Linked DNA regions of Mus musculus: region 2 is linked to region 1. A link is a loop called in an ENCODE intact Hi-C map of the cell type or tissue named here. Cell type or tissue: left cerebral cortex. All regions are shown on one strand.

The links. Peaks named below come from ENCODE experiments on the same cell type or tissue, not always from the same donor. Only the 100,000 strongest peaks of a DNase experiment are listed, where the experiment ranks them.
Region 2: a loop joins it to region 1, with 3 times the contacts of the local background. A loop is called at or near these places in 5 of 42 quality-filtered maps.

Annotation. Positions count from the first base shown.
Region 1 is chr12:37,876,224-37,884,223 of GRCm38, forward strand. It overlaps Dgkb (diacylglycerol kinase, beta), which reads left to right and starts at 4,294. Exons shown (of 26, transcript NM_001361686.1): 1 at 4,294-4,731. In left cerebral cortex, no CTCF peak of the experiment used is centred here; DNase peaks (open chromatin) are centred at 4,532, 5,341 and 5,909; H3K4me3 peaks cover 2,336 bases; H3K27ac peaks cover 2,592 bases.
Region 2 is chr12:38,112,009-38,120,008 of GRCm38, forward strand. It overlaps Dgkb (diacylglycerol kinase, beta), which reads left to right. Exons shown (of 26, transcript NM_001361686.1): 6 at 2,525-2,665. Among named protein-coding and RNA genes, the nearest start is that of Dgkb, 240 kb to the left of the region's middle. In left cerebral cortex, a CTCF peak has its summit at 3,404; a DNase peak (open chromatin) is centred at 3,378.

The DNA of each region.
Region 1 (8,000 bases):
AAAACAGAAAGAAAGAGAAAAGATAGAGAAGTAGAAGCCAGCCATGACCACATTGAGAGAGAGAAGAAGGGATTAGGGGAAGGAGAGTGAGAGGTGGGATTAAGAGAACAAGAGCTTAAGAGAAATACCAAGAGACAAGAGAGAGAAGGGGCCAAGCAGGCCCTTTAGTAGTGGGCTGGGCTACCTAGTTGTTGCCAGGTAACTGTGGGGGTGGAGTCTGGACAGCTTATGTGACTGATGGCCACAGAATTATGGACCTGGGACCTCGTGTCGGGAGGCAATATCTAGGAGCATGGCAAATAGGCCTTCTGTCCCTTGTAGATTAATCTCCTGTGTCTCCGGAGTTTAAACCTAGCTAAACCAGAAAACAGACTGCCTTTCATCGTCCCACACTCCATTGCTTTCCCTACATTTTGGATTTCAAAGCAAGAGTAAAATGGAAGACAAACATCCCCTTTGCTAAATAGTTCTGACAGCACTAAACAATGGCAGACCCCTGGAGGTTTGTGCAATAAGACCATGAGGTGGAAGGCCACCTGGGAACCTTCCAGATGCTGAGGTTATTTCATGGAGTGAGTATGAAAGCAAAGCTCAGTGGATATAAACATATTTTCTTATCAGAACATGGTTCTCTGAAGTAGAAATTACTTCCTAACATTGTACCTACTACCTGAAAGTATGAAACTTCAGAATTTACTCATTGTAATTTTAGTGATTTGCATTTCTATGTGCTACTTAGCCAAAATAAAAAAAAGAAAAAGAAAAAGAAAAAAAAGAAAAATGAGATAGAAAGTATTGAAAGACAAAAATATACGGTAACACGATTTATTAAATATTTTGGTACTTAAAATTCCTGGTTGTATCCAGTGGAAAAAAAGACAGCATTTTCAACAAATGGTGCTGGCACAACTGGCAGTTATCATGTAGAAGAATGCGAGTTGATCCAGTCTTATCTCCTTGTACAAAGTTCAAGTCTAAGTGGATCAAAGACCTCCACAAAAAACCAGAGACACTGAAATTTATAGAGGAGAAATGGAAGACAGTGGGGAAAAGCCTCGAAGATATGGACATAGGGGAATAATTTCTGAACAGAAAAATAATGGCTTGTGCTGTAAGATCAAGAGTCAACAAATGGGGCCTCATAAAATTGCAAAGCTTCTGTAAGGCAAAAGATACTGTCAATAAGACAAAAAGGCCACCAACAGATTGGGAAAGGATTTTTACCAATCCTAAATCTGATAGGGGACTAATATCCAATATATACAAAGAGCTCAAGAAGCTGAATCCCAGAAATTCAAATAACCCCATTAATAAATGGAGTAGAGAGCTAAACAAAGAATTCTCAATGTAGGAATACTGAAGGGCTGAGAAGCACTTGAAAAAAATGTTCAACATCCTTAATCATCAGGGAAATGCAAATCCAAACAACCCTGAGATTTCACCTCACACCAGTCAGAATGGCTAAGGTCAAAAATTTAGGTGACAGCAGATGCTGGCAAGAATGTGGAGAAAGAGGAACATGCCTCCATTGCTGGTGGGATTGCAAGCTTGTACAGCCACTCTGGAAATTAGTCTGGCTGTTCCTCAGAAAATTGGACATAGTACTACCGGAAGATCCAGCAGTACCTCTCCTGGGCATATACCCAGAAGCTGTTCCAACTGGTAATAAGGACACATGCTCCACTATGTTCATAGCAGCCTTATTTAAAATAGCCAGAAGCTGGAAAGAACCCAGATGTCTCTCAACAGAGGAATGGATACAGAAAATGTGGTACATTTACACAATGGAGTACTACTCAGCTATTAAAAACAATGAATTTATGAAATTCTTTGGCAAATGGATATATCTGGTGGATATCATCCTGAGTGATGTAAACCAATCACAAAAGAAGTCATTAGATATGTACTCACTGATAAGTGGATATTAGCCCAGAAACTTAGAATACCCAAGATACAATTTGCAAAACACAAGAAAATCAAGAAGAAGGAAGATCAACGTGTGGATACTTCATTCCTCCTTAGAAGAGGGAACAAAATACTTATGGAAGGAGTTAGAGTCAAAATTTGGAGCTAAGATGAAAGGATTGACAATCCAGAGACTAACCCACCCAGGGATCCATTCCATAATCAGCCACCAAAGCAGACACTATTGCATATGTCAGCAAGATTTTGCTGAAAGGACCCTGATATAGCTGTCTCTTGTGAGGCTATGCCAGTGCCTGGCAAATACAGAAGTGGATGCTCACAGTCATCTATTGGATGGAACACAGGGCCCCCAATGGAGAAGTTGGAGAAAGTACTCAAGGAGCTGAAGGGGTCTGCAACTCTATAGGTGGAACAACAATATGAACTAATCTGAAACCCCAGAGCTCGTGTCTCTAGCTGCATATGTATCAGAAGATGGCCTAGTCAGCCATCATTGAGAAGAGAGGCCCCTTGGTCTTGCAAACTTTTATGCCCCAGTACTGCAGAATGCCAGGGCCAAGAAGTGGGTGTGAGTGGGTAGGGGAGCAGGTCGGGGTGAAGGTATAGGGGACTTTTGGGATAGCATTTGAAATGTAAATGAAAAAAAATCTAAAAAAAAAATGGGAAAAAAAGAGTAAAGGGGCATGAGGAAGTGGAATGGAGCTAAATTCTGAAAAAATATTCTTAGTTGTATCTTAGTATATATTTTAAACTAAAATATTGATCGTTTATTTGTCACTATGATTATAGTAAATTTTTTGGTAAACTGATATCTATTAAATAATTGATAAATGCTTTGTTCATTAATTAGTCCTTGTTTACCTAAATGCTATGATCACCTTATATAAACAAATAAAGAAATGGTTCTCTTTTCTTCCTTTTGAATTTGTTGTTTTTAGGGTTTGACTTTCTTGTGTTCCTAACTTGTTTAACCATGACTGTATAAGCCCTGTAATTGGTTATAAATATGGTAGACATAAGAAACGCTCAGAGAAAGGCATAGTTACTGTATGTATTACAAATAAAATTGAAGAGAATTAAGGTCATTTTTAGCTCAGAATCTGAAAACTAACAATAATGTGGAAGAGCTGTTCAGTGTGTGTGTGTGTGTGTGTGTGTGTGTGAGAGAGAGAGAGAGAGAGAGAGAGAGAGAGAGAGAGAGAGAGAGAGAACAGGTGTGTGTGTGTGTGAGAGAGAGAAAGAGAGAGAAAGGCAGGGAGGGAGGGAAAAGAGAGAACAGGTGTGTGTGTGTGTGAGGGGGGAGAAAGAGAACTGGTGTGTGTGTGTGTGTGTGTGTGTGTGTGTGTGTGTGTGAGTGTGTCTTATGCTACTCATTACATTCTATTACAGAACTATAACATGGACATAAACTATCGCTAGATCAGATGATGTTCTAACGTGGTGCTGATATGTTGAAATCATACCTCTATGATATTTTGTAGAAAGACTGAGAGCCATTAAAACACACATATCAGTGTAACCTTCACTATAGGAAAGTGAACTTGCACCTTAATTGCCAGCAGGTTTTGCATACATTGGATCATGTAAATTGATGTTATATTTTTATTATCCAATACATTACTTTTATCACATGACTCAAAAACCATCTTTATCTGTGTCCTGATTAGTTATAACTACACACCAGTTTTCTTCTTCATCATCAGTTCATTGCCTTTGTAGTTTATCAGATCCACCATCCAGTCACCTGCTCTAAGTAACCAAGCAGGGATGAAGCAAGAGAGAGCATTAAATGGATGAGGTGAGTGGGCTGCGACTGAGTAGCCAGTTAGAATATAATTTAGTAATAAAGAGAGGGTAGTCCGGCATCAGATTTCTGGTGGAGGGACAAATGTACACTAAGTGATAGGAACTGAAGACAATACAGCTCAAAGTCTCAATAACAGCTACTGATGGCTGCACTGTCTCCCCAACCGCCTGATCATAACTCAGCCAGCAGTTAAACAGCTGGGAAGCCCTGTCTCTCTGTCTTATTTCCCCCTGTGTTCCAAGGGCTATAGTAGCAACAGCAGCCTCAGCAGCCAGGCAGCAGGGCTATAGCTTGCAGCCAAGCAGACCGCCGCCGCCTCATCACCACACACACACACACACACACACACACACACACACACACACACACACACACAATTGCACACACTTCCCGAATCAACGCGTTGTCACACAAATCCTGGACCATGACAGATGAGAGAAGAGCAATAGGCACGGACAACAGGTATTTCCTCTCTGACAAATTCAGTTTCATTCCCAATGCTTATTGGTTTGCATAAGGAAAGAAGCCTAAGCGATACCTAGCCTGTGCGGACTACCAGAGGACTGGAGGTGGCCTCGGCAGGGGAGGGTGAAGTGGGAGGAGTGAGATGTGGGGAAGAGAAGAAGCCAAAATTGACTTTCAGGCTCCGGAAGCCTACAGCTCTCAGCCTCCGCTGTTTTTGAGTTGCAAATGATCTGGGAGTGGTGGGTTGCAGGCAGCCCCTGCCATCGCCTGGAAGAAGACTTCCATCTTTCAGTCACTAGTTCCAACGGGCCGTGTGTTCTGGAAGGGGGTGGCAGCAGGGAGGAGGATGCTCTGAGCAGAGTTCTTGAAGCTTTGCTCTTGGGGGAAGCCGGGCTGTGTGGGAGCCTTCTGACTGAGCTGAGAGCGTGTGAATTGGAAAGGATCCTGAGAGCTGGCTGGTCCCAGTTCATCTCCGGAAAAGCTGTCGCTCTCGCTTCAGAGATGCGCCTAGCCTTCGCCTGCATCACGCTGCAGTAAGTTCAACTCAGCACGGTTGGCAGTTTGAGTGGCCTCTGGGTATGTGGTGCGGGGGAAGGGAAGCCGAGAAGAAATGGCGAGGAAAGTTAGGAAAGCAGAGCTTCAGATTTCCCATGCAAATCTGAAAGCATTTTGTGTCCCTCATTTCTGTGCTAGTTATTGGTCGCCTGCTGTTATCTGCAGCAGAGAACCTAATGTTAGCTAAGTAAGTCTGGGGAAAGTGCTCGATTTATTGTGATTCCAGGCAATGAGACTGGCGAGCGAGTGTGACCTCCTGAAAGTTACGGATGAGAGGGAAGGTGGTTTGTGGGGGCGGATGGTGAGGAATCAAAGAAGCCGGCTTCGATTTTTAAATTCCCCGATTGTCCTAAATTCCATTCTAGATTCATTTCCTATTTGTACATAAACAAACAAACAAAACACGCACGACGTTTCCTTACTTTTATAACATTAAAACTAAAGATGAACTAGATCTATAGCTAGCTGCTTAATGACAGTCTGGGCGACACGGATGATCTGGCTAAACATTCAGGTTGTTCTCTGTGGGTGGGGTGAAGAGCCTCCTAGGTTCTTACTGCTACCATCGTCTCCAGCTCCTAACCAGTATCATCTGAAATACTTATGATTTGAAAGGGACGATTTTACATGAAGATGCCATTGTACTTAGCTACTTAACAGGGCTGTGTTCGCTGGCAGAAGAAAACGAAGGCTAAAGAACTTTCCAAAACAACTCCAGCCAGTTTATTCAAAGTGCAGATAACCAACTCTTTTAAAAATAGGTCAGCATGGGCCAGCCTATTGTAAAGCAAATTAGCGAATAAATAAGGAGTTTGGCAGAACCCTAAAGGTCTTTTCTGAAAGGAAAGTAGAAATAATTAACTTAAAACAGTTGGGATTATCTGACCAGTTTTTCTCTTATGGAAAATCGAACCCCCAACACATTTTCTTTTTTTTTTTTTTAATGACAGGAAAAACACAACAGAAACGAGAAATAAAAGAATATCATAATTAGAAAAGATCTTCCACTTAGTTGAAGGCTTGCTGGAGAAATGACGGTTTCACTGTATTTTATTCCAAGAAATATTATAGTTACAGCGGAAGGTACCTAAAGCAGACTCCAGGACTCCAGAATCTTCCAACAGACAACTGCATATAAACTATCATGGGCTTCGTAGGTCAAAGTGGTTTTGAACTTTTGAGGTAAAGTCTGTGGCCAGACAGGACTTACACCTGTTCTCCTACCCAGCTCTAAAACAGAAGAACTGTTGAATTTGAGGCCAGACCAAGTTACACAGGTATTTCTAGATTATGGAGTGTGACACTGTCTAAAAAATTAGAAAGAGAATATACTAAAATTAGTAATTGTGAAACGCGATGTAATTCTGAAATCTGCTGTTATGATAAAATAGGAAATCCAGGGCTGCATTTATCCTGCCAGTTTAGTTTAAAATTGTCTGACTCTTTCCCTAAATCATCCAATCTATTACTTTATTACAAATAAGTCAGGTCAAGGAGTAATGAGAATTGTTTTAACTAGTCAGCTACTCATCTCCGAATTCTCTAAATAGAAAGGCTCACTCAGTGTTTGGGCAATTTTTGCTCTTGCAATATTCAACTATTTAGGGGTCCATTCTGTTTATCAAAAACTTCCATGCATAATCTCTAAATTTAACTCTGAGTAGCTTATGACCCAGGAAATATGCTTGTCATGGTTCTACATATGCAGGGTAAATGTTTTACAAAGCAATAAAGAGAGAGAGAGGAGAGAGAGAGAGAGAGAGAGAGAGAGAGAGAGAGAGAGAGAGAGAGAATGAGAGGGAGAGAGAATGGGAGAATAAGAGGGAGAGAGAATGAGAGAGAGAGAATGAGACACACACACACACACAGAGAGAGAGAGAGAGAGAGAGAGAGAGAGAGAGAGAGAGAGAGAAAATCCTTACTGTAAGAATATGTGGTGGTGAGTTTCCAAGCATTTCCATAACACTATGACGACAGACACTGAGTACTTGAAATCAGATATTCAGCTAATTGAAAAAAAACCTGGCTAAGAATCCCACAGCCATCTATCAAGAGTTCTTCAAGAAAGAAGCTTATTGGAGCCAAGTTATAGCCATGTGCTTACTCCATGCTTCAGAATTTTTTTTCATACTGCAAGAGGACAGTATTGTATCTGGGAAGATTATAGTTAAAAGTACTTTGTAGAGATCTTATTTTAATTTTTAAACCATTAGCAAAATTTGTTGCGACCGTGCCTGGCCGAGGCAAGAAGCTTGTGACTCACACTTTGCCTTGCATGCTTTTGAAAGAAAGAAATATTTGTCGTCAGAAATCTCAAAGTTAGTCCCTGAATCTAAATCTACCTACTAATAACAACTGGGGCTATACACAGGCAAGGGAAACCATTTGAACATTATCCTTTCCTGGATGGCTTCTGGATCAGAACTGTGCTTGTCTATGCATGACAGCTACAGAACCTCCACAGAAGCAATACCTCCAGCCAAGAGCACCTGCCCAGGGGAAGCTTCAGGCAAAGTTGGGGATGATATTCTTTTCCAAGTCCTGTAGGATTTTCTCTTTCCTGAAACCCTGACATGAAGTTTAACCTCAAATAAGAGTTCTGTGGGTAAAGCATTTTGAATGAGTTATTTTATCAACGGTGTAGAAGCTATAGAAGGAAGATATTTTCTACCACGTAAAAGAAAATCCAACCCAGGGTTGAATTAAAAAAGAATATATTGAAAGTAATAGAGTTGACAATGGTAGGCTGTGATAACCTCCATGGTGTGCCTCCCACTCCTAGTCACACTGCTACCTGTTCTATTAAGAAAGAATTGTGCTGTGACGCAGTTGGCTTCAGTGTATCCTTTTTGAAGGGGCTGAGAGTTGGAGGTACTTGAGAAATCATGCTAGGTAAGAGAGATTGCCTTGCTCTCTTTGTACTCAAGATTCAAACCACAAGAATTGGAATCTCACTTGACCCCAAGTCTGAACTTGGCATAGTCACCATTCCAATTTCTGGCTTTACAAACTGTGGAAACAAAACTGGGCTGGGTGCCAGGAATTAGAAGATGAAGGAGCTAATACGGGAGAAAATGGTCTGAAAGTTCCAAGAGGGAACTCCTCCATAGGCCATAGGCGGCTGCTGGATAAATGTGGGTACCTCTTTTATCCCGTGAGACATGGAAATAAAAGTTCTTTGGGATGTATTTGTGGTAGACTTCAAAGTCAAGGATAGAGCAGAGACTCAGACATAGCCTATGAAGTT
Region 2 (8,000 bases), 240 kb after region 1:
CAGTATTATTCCCTTTCTCCTTTGTTCTATTTGAGGACTTTGTGTTAAAGAGGGGAGTGGATTACGTCATTTCAGGACCCTGGACTGGGCATTTGGGAGAAAGGTTAGGTCCAAAGCTGCATGACTCATGGCATAGTTTATGACTGTAATTTACTGTTTTGTGCTCCAAATCTGGAACTATGGCCACTTCCAGGGTCATGACCACAGTGCCTTCTATCATAAGTTAGAAGCCGTGATTTCTGCAGCTGGGTAAGCTTTAGTTGGTATAATTATTTGGAAACTATTTAAACCTCAGCATTATCTCGGATTTCTCCTTCCCTTGAAGTAAAAAACAAAAAAGAACTATTGGTTTGTATTGTGTATGTAGTGTTCCTTGCATTATGAAGAAAATTAATTTAGAAATGTAGATCTCACTGGAAGGAGGTAAAGAAGATCCCACAAGTGCATTTTGTTGTTGTTGTTGTTGTTTTGTTTTTTGCAGTAGATTCAAGTGGACATTACCCTGACAAAATTAGAAGTAATAGAACTAATGTAATTTTTCATATAAAATGTTTATATTGCTAGAAAAGTCACAAATTGTGTGTGTGTGTGTGTGTGTGTGTGTGTGTGTGTGTGTGTGTCTAGGTTAAGATGTAAATTATTTCCCTTACGTCCAATAGTGTCTATAAAGGAAAATACTACCTAGGTTTGCAGGGTTGAATGGGAAAGACGATCCTTGTATGGCTGGCAGTGAAACTCGGAGACAACCTTATTCATGAGCTATTTCTCTTCTGTCAAATGAGGATGATATAGTCGACCTCACAAGGTTAACATGAACATTAAGTGAAATGATGTGTGAAAGGCCCTTTTAGTGCTTCTAGCCTGGTATTAGAAACGCTCTAAATGAGACCTATTATTAGAGGTCACATCAAAAAAACATAAGCTTTGAAGACATTCTGCAAAGCCTTGCAGTTGATATTTGAGAATATCGAGATGGCCAGATGAGATGAGAAGTGCATAAAACAAAAGTCAGAGTTGCAAACAGATCTCTCAGGGAGATCCATGCCAAGGAAGGATAGCTAGTCAAGCTGCATTTGTTCGAATTAGTCTCCCTCAGCTGTTGTCAGACTAAGAATCCATGAGACACTCAGTCCACTGACCAGTCCATTTGACCAGTCCATCCTGGTCAAATCCTTCTTGTCAAAGTACACTTTTGTTACAGTTGATGTTTGCATCAGAACTTTTCAAGTGCTCATGATTTCATTTCAAAGGCTACTTTGTGTGATGAATCTTCTGTGTGAAGAAGCCCTGTTACATTACCATCAGCACACTGTGACCACTGTGATTATTGTGAGCAAATATTTAATTTCCATACAATGGACTTAGAACAGGGCAATTCATAAGATTCCTAAAATCAAAGGGTACTGAGATAGCCCAGCAACTAAAGGTACTTTGATCTGAATTCCAACCCTGGACCTACAGGATGGAAAATTGAAAGCAATAACCAAAATGATGCTGTGATGTCTATGTATGTACCATAGCATGCACATGTGTATACACACACAGGCATACACACTATAAATAAATAAATAAATAGATAAATAAATAAATAAATGATAGATAGGTAGATACATAGATACATAGAAACATAGATAGATAGATAGATAGATAGATAGATACTTAGATACATAGATACATAGATAGAAAGAATGTAGAATTTTTTAACATTTGGAAAGTAACATGAAGACTTTAAAAAATATCAAGACTCAATGTTTAGATCTAACTGGCTTATAATTAACTGCACCGGCCTTCAATTCTATACATCAAGTGAAGACCATATTGAAATCACACAGCCATATATGCTCTGCCTTTTGCCAAAATACCTATCATGCTGATTCCAATTTCTCTTTGTATTCTGTTTATTCATACTGTCGGATAGTATGTTGACAGAAGGAATTCTTATTTATGGTGTTGGCAAATACTTGACAAAATATGTATTTTGTGAGTGATTATTTAAACCTGATATATTAATCATAATAAGACAGACTCACATTGCTTCTTCAGTTTTCATGAAAGGGCAATTCTGGATATATATATATATATATATATATATATATATATATATATATATATATATATATAAAGCTTTTGTCACTGACTAATACAAAGAAAGGAAGATTAGCAATGGGTTCCTTGTGTGATATTTCTTTACATTTTCTTACACACCGAGGATGCTAAGCTCACTCTCACATCCTTCATTGGTAGACTGCTTAGCCCCTGCCAATGGACTCTGGAAACATTCCTGTTTGTAGCATTCACAGCATACATGGAAAGTTACTATATTGGTGTTCTAGTGCATTTGATTGTCTTATACTTAATAAAGACACACCACACACAGACATATACATGCACACACACACACACACACACACACACACGTGTTCACAATATCTAGTGCAATTTCTTTTGGTCATTTCATACTTGAGAGCACAGTGAATATTTTAGAATATTTTAAATATTTGAGTATAAATGTTTTTTTTTCCAGGTCTCAGGATGAATAAGGGTGCCATCACCCCTCCACGTTCCTCTCCAGCAAATACATGCTCCCCAGAAGTGATCCACCTCAAGGATATCGTCTGCTACCTGTCTCTTCTCGAAAGAGGAAGACCCGAGGATAAGCTCGAGTGTACGTTTTGGTAATTCTGTTTATTCACCAAGCTGGAGTTTGGAGGAGAGATTGTGTATTGATGTAATCATACCTGCCTAAATTGTTTGTTCATTTAAATTAACTTGCTTAAAACAAACAAACAAACAAACAAAAAACAGCAAAAGCAAAACTCAAAAACCATAAAGACATTTGTCAGAGTTAAACAATAAAAATGTTATTATTTAATGTAAATAAAATTGTATCCCAATTGTATACATATGCTTTATTAAGAAATGTTGAAGTTTGATTAGTGTAATGTGAAATCTATGTTAATCTGTCTATCAAATGTCTCCTAAATGTTTTATCCTCAGCTCTTTTGAGTTAATAAGAAGTAATTTGAAACTTTGAAATGTTTGACGGAGCATTTATTCCCTTTTCTGAGGAAGAGTTTCTTCCAAGCAGAAAGTGAAAATAACCCCTGCCCCCTCTTGTGTGCATACATACACACACCTACACAGACCCATGCATCCTAATTCCCCCAACACACACACAATTTACACTCTGCTCCCTGGCAACTTCCCTTCACCATCATGTTAACACTGTCTTTGACATAGTGCAATTCATCAAACCCTGATATATAAGGCTTGCTTCTGCATACTATTACTAATCAAGCAATATCTTTGTTTTCTTTTGCAATACTACAGGTAGGAAATTTCTGAGCACCTTTTTAATGCTCTTTAATAAATTGTAGTGACTGAGCTCTCCCTGGTGGTAACATGTGCACATTGCAATGAAAGAGCATAGCCTTCAAATGACTGTAACTGTAAACCTCATAATAATCACAGCAGGTGATATATATTCAGCAACTAAATTAATCAGATTACAGTAAAGATTTAAATGAATTAAAAATTTTACTACCAAAATGAAATTAAAGATAATAAAACCATACTTCTATATTGCTTAATAAAATTAAAATTACTCTAATGTATTAGAATTGTAATTACAAAATGTTTTAGTTAAATTTAATTGTAACTCTTTGATAAAACTTCTCACAAGGGAAGAATTTACCATGATTATTTAGGAGTTACACCGGCTTAGGATATGAATAAACCATATGAATATTATTCTTTAAATATATATTTATTATTCATAAACATTGAGTATTTGCATTTCAAGATTTATTTTGTATTCCTAAGAACGTGTAGAGATCTCTCTCCTTCCAAAGTAAACAGTGGATTTCTCTTGAAGTGACAGCCAAAGGGAAAGTTTGCTCAGGTGTTGCCATTGCTCTGTTTGTGAGGACGATGACCCCCTGATTTTGTGGCCATCACTCTGACTGAACAGAAAATGATTCAGGAATTTTGTGTCTTTACTTTTTCTTTTGAAATGCTTGATATTTTTCTATATCAATTACTAAAATTTACCCATCAGCCAATTTCTCAAGAATTTGTAGTTTTTAACCTGTTCTCATTTGTACATTTAAAAATTTCCAACATTCTTTTGCATTTTTATTTTCTACGGTTATTCTTGGTAAGTTGTACATTAATAGTGTCTGATGAACTACACTGGTACTTTCAAGAGGGTTATGCCGTATTAAACATAAGATATATAGGAGAATTAAAAAGAAGAAATGGTGATTTAGAAGGACCAGATGTGGAGGCGATAAGGAACATAAAATAGTTCCTAGTGAAAGAGAGAATTGAATTTGGACCTTCCTTTGAGGTAGTTAAACGAAATATACACACTTTGGTTTCGGTCAGACATTCCCACATAGTCACCCACCAGAAGTAATTGCCAGACCTGGACACATGGGTTACTCAGTGCCCCGCGATGTGCTACCTGATAATTGGCTGATTAAAATGAATGGGCATGAGTTACTACTGCTTTTTGCCCCAGAGCCTCATTACGAGGAGGGATGGAGCACACAATTTCTTCTCTACAGTGACTTCGTACCACCACCACCAATTTACCTGAATGGACTGCTTTCCCCAGCATTGGTATTTCTGAGTCTTTTCTGTTGATAGTTAGACAGAGAGACTACCTTGTTTGCAAAATCCACGAAAAGAAAACATAGTCTACCAAAATGACGATTCTGACAACTGTCACTTTCCTATCCTTGTCCAATTTCCCTTTCAGTCTTCTTTTATTTTTATTTTTCATTTTTTTGTCTTGTGTGTGTGTGTGTGTGTGTGTGTGTGTGTGTGTGTGTGTGTGTGTAAGACTTGGCTCAAAGTCGCCACGATTATAAAGAAACAAACCATTTCTTCACTGGCCTTTCCTTAAACCAGGTTTTATTTCTTTGTGAACACCTGCATTATTCACCTAGAAAGTGCACATCTGTGCTGGGGTTGGAAGAGGATTCCTTTCTCTTTCCTGGAAGCTACCTTTTAGCTGGCTGCGTGGGTCCCACCACCAGACACACAGGCACGAGCCTCCTGTGCTGCAGTCTGTCCTGCACATTCACTCTGCCTTTCTTTCCCAGTTTCTGACCTGGCCCACTGAGAGTTGATATCTATCTTAAATTATAAATACTCTTTCTATTTCCTAGTAGGACATCTTATGTTGACCCTTACGTCTTGCATTAATGAGAAATCAACAGGAAAGCAATTGAGAAGTGGATACTTGTCATTTAGAACCACCATGTTGTCACTGTATGCAATCTTTCTTCTTTTTTTTATTAGATATTTTCTTTATTTACATTTCAAATGTTATCTGTAAAGTTCCCTATACCCTCCCCCGCCCTGCTCCCCTACACAGCCACTCCCACTTCTTGGAGTTCTCCCATACTGGGCCATATAAAGTTTGCAATACCAAGGGGCCTCTCTTCCCAATGATGGCCGACTAGGCCATCTTCTGCTACATATGCAGCTAGAGACACGAGCTCCAGGGGTACTGGTTAGTTCATATTGTTGTTCCACCTATAGGGTTGCAGATCCCTTTAGCTCCTAGGGTGCTTTCTCTAGCTTCTCCATTGGGGGCCCTGTGTTCTATCCTATAGATGACTGTGAGCATCCACTTCTGTATTTGCCAGTCACTGGCATAGCCTCATACGAGACAGCTGTACAAGGGTGCTTCTGAAATGCATTACCAGTAGGCCCTAAGAGCCATTCATCTGGTCAGATTTCTTACCGATTGTGAATAAAGGTAATTGAAGCCACCATCCTCCTTACTTCTCAGAGGTCCATGACTTCTTAGCTATTGCATGATCGTTGTCCACTTGACGACGTATTAGAAGTATAAGCTGCTACTTCTGCTTTCCACTGCTGCTTTTCTTATGGGAGATTTGAAGAGAATGGGAATAGTTTCCATTAGATAAGATTCGGTTAAAAAAATTCTAGGTACTGAATTTTTAACTCCTACCTTTAAACTTTAATATTAATTGTTAAAAGGCAGAAAACTGAAATTTAAAGATTGAAGAACTCCCAAATTAAAAAAATCACTAAAATATATACTTTGTTCTGTCTAATAATTTCTAGACAAATTCAAAGGCTATATAATTTGCATTGTGATATATTCAGCAACAAACATAGATAGCCTTTTTCAAAATTTTTGAAAGTGAAAAAGTTTTAGAAAAATAGAGATTGTCTCATCTTACATAATGTGCCTCTATTCTGACCTTTTAGTTAGATTCAAGTGTGGGCACATAACTGTCTCTATGTAAGGTAAAATGGCATGCTTGTAAAAATAGATAAAAAGTGAGCTAAGCTAGCTCAAATTTGCATCACAGGTCCTCACCTTTGAAACATCACATTGATAGAACAATCTCAATTTGGTCTTATTTTATTTTGGCACTGAAACATCTATAAATCTATATTGGTTTCAAAATTAAAACCTGATATTTAATGACCTTCTTTACCTCAAGGCCTGTCTCTACTTTTAAATGTTAACAAAATGAATCTTACTAATATTTGAGGTTCAAATGTACTTTCACCAATATTGTTTGGAAAGATGGTTTTAAAAGAGAAAGTCTTCAATGGCTTATCAAGTAGACTAAATTTTTTTTCCCATGGACCTAAAGCCTGCCCCACCCTTATTGGTTGATTTCTCTCTTTCTGTATCAAGTGAGTTTTCCAATTCTTGCCTGTATATTTTACTTGAGCACTTGTGATCTTTTGCAATTTAATTGATAATCTCTTCTCTATCCCTTATGAAATGTGTTACATTCTCTGGAGACATTATTTTAATGTTGCACTTTGAAGGCAGAGTTAACTTTTTGTTTCAATTTACAATTATTTTCTTCTTTTGACACCCCCCCTCTCTCGTTCCATATCTAGCATGTATTTTTGCATCTTGTTATTCCCATTTTATCGACTTTTTCTCAGCCTTTCAATATTTGTACCCAGGAGGAATTATGCACCTGCTCCTATTTCTAGTTTGAAATTTTTTTTTTCATACTGGGCCTCCTTGAATTCAGCTGCCAGTGGTCGCACAAGTCCTACACATTTGAGTCGTTTGAGTTGGTTTTACAAGCACTTTCTCCAGTACAGACAGAGTTACTGTGACCCTACTTCTGAAACAGAGTTGGGTGTATTTGTTTCACCTTGTTCTTGGTTATGGACGTTTTTCTTGGTAGTCTGTGATATCTTTTCACTTATAGAAGTATTTTTTTTTTTTTTTTTTAGTATTTCTACTATAGCATCAAATCTTGACATGGTTACTGTCTACTTGGAGGGTTTTTTTTTTCTTTTACTTACACCATTTTCTTCTCATTTATTGAATATTTGAGAGATTAACCACATGGTTGTATGTGTTGAAATTTTAGCGAACCATAATTTCATAGATTCACGTTTTCAAGTTTTATATCTTTAATGTTTGATTTTCTATTGCAAAAGAATACAAAGCCATAGTTAACTTGATACTATTTGAAAATGTACAGTGATACACGCAATCGTGTCTTAGTTGGTAGAATTCTGTAACCATTAAGTGTAAGAATAATGACAGTGATCCAGACTCTCTCAGTTGCCAACCTCTCTGCAAACATCCAGAACTCAGACATAAGACCCTCCAGGAAATTATACAAAGTCAACATTCACCCTCACTTCCCCTCTTCTGTTTTTACAGCTGTGTCATTCTCCTGTGTTTACCTTAAAAAGACACCTGTGGCTTCTTCCCTGATCTCCTTGAGGGCTGTGAATAAGGGAGACCACAGGCCTTGGACTTCTGCTTTTCTTAACTCACTAAGAGAGTCTGTGTTCTGAAAATCCTTACTTGATTAGTCTAAAGATGAGGTGCCTAGTGAGGCCTGCCTGGAGATCCAACCCAAAACAAAAAAAAAAGGAAAAAAAAAAAAAGAAAGAAAAAAAGGTCGTGCAAATACTGTATGTACTGCCTGTCTAGGAGCTGAGGTCCCCCAGTAGAAAGAAACTTTTATTAT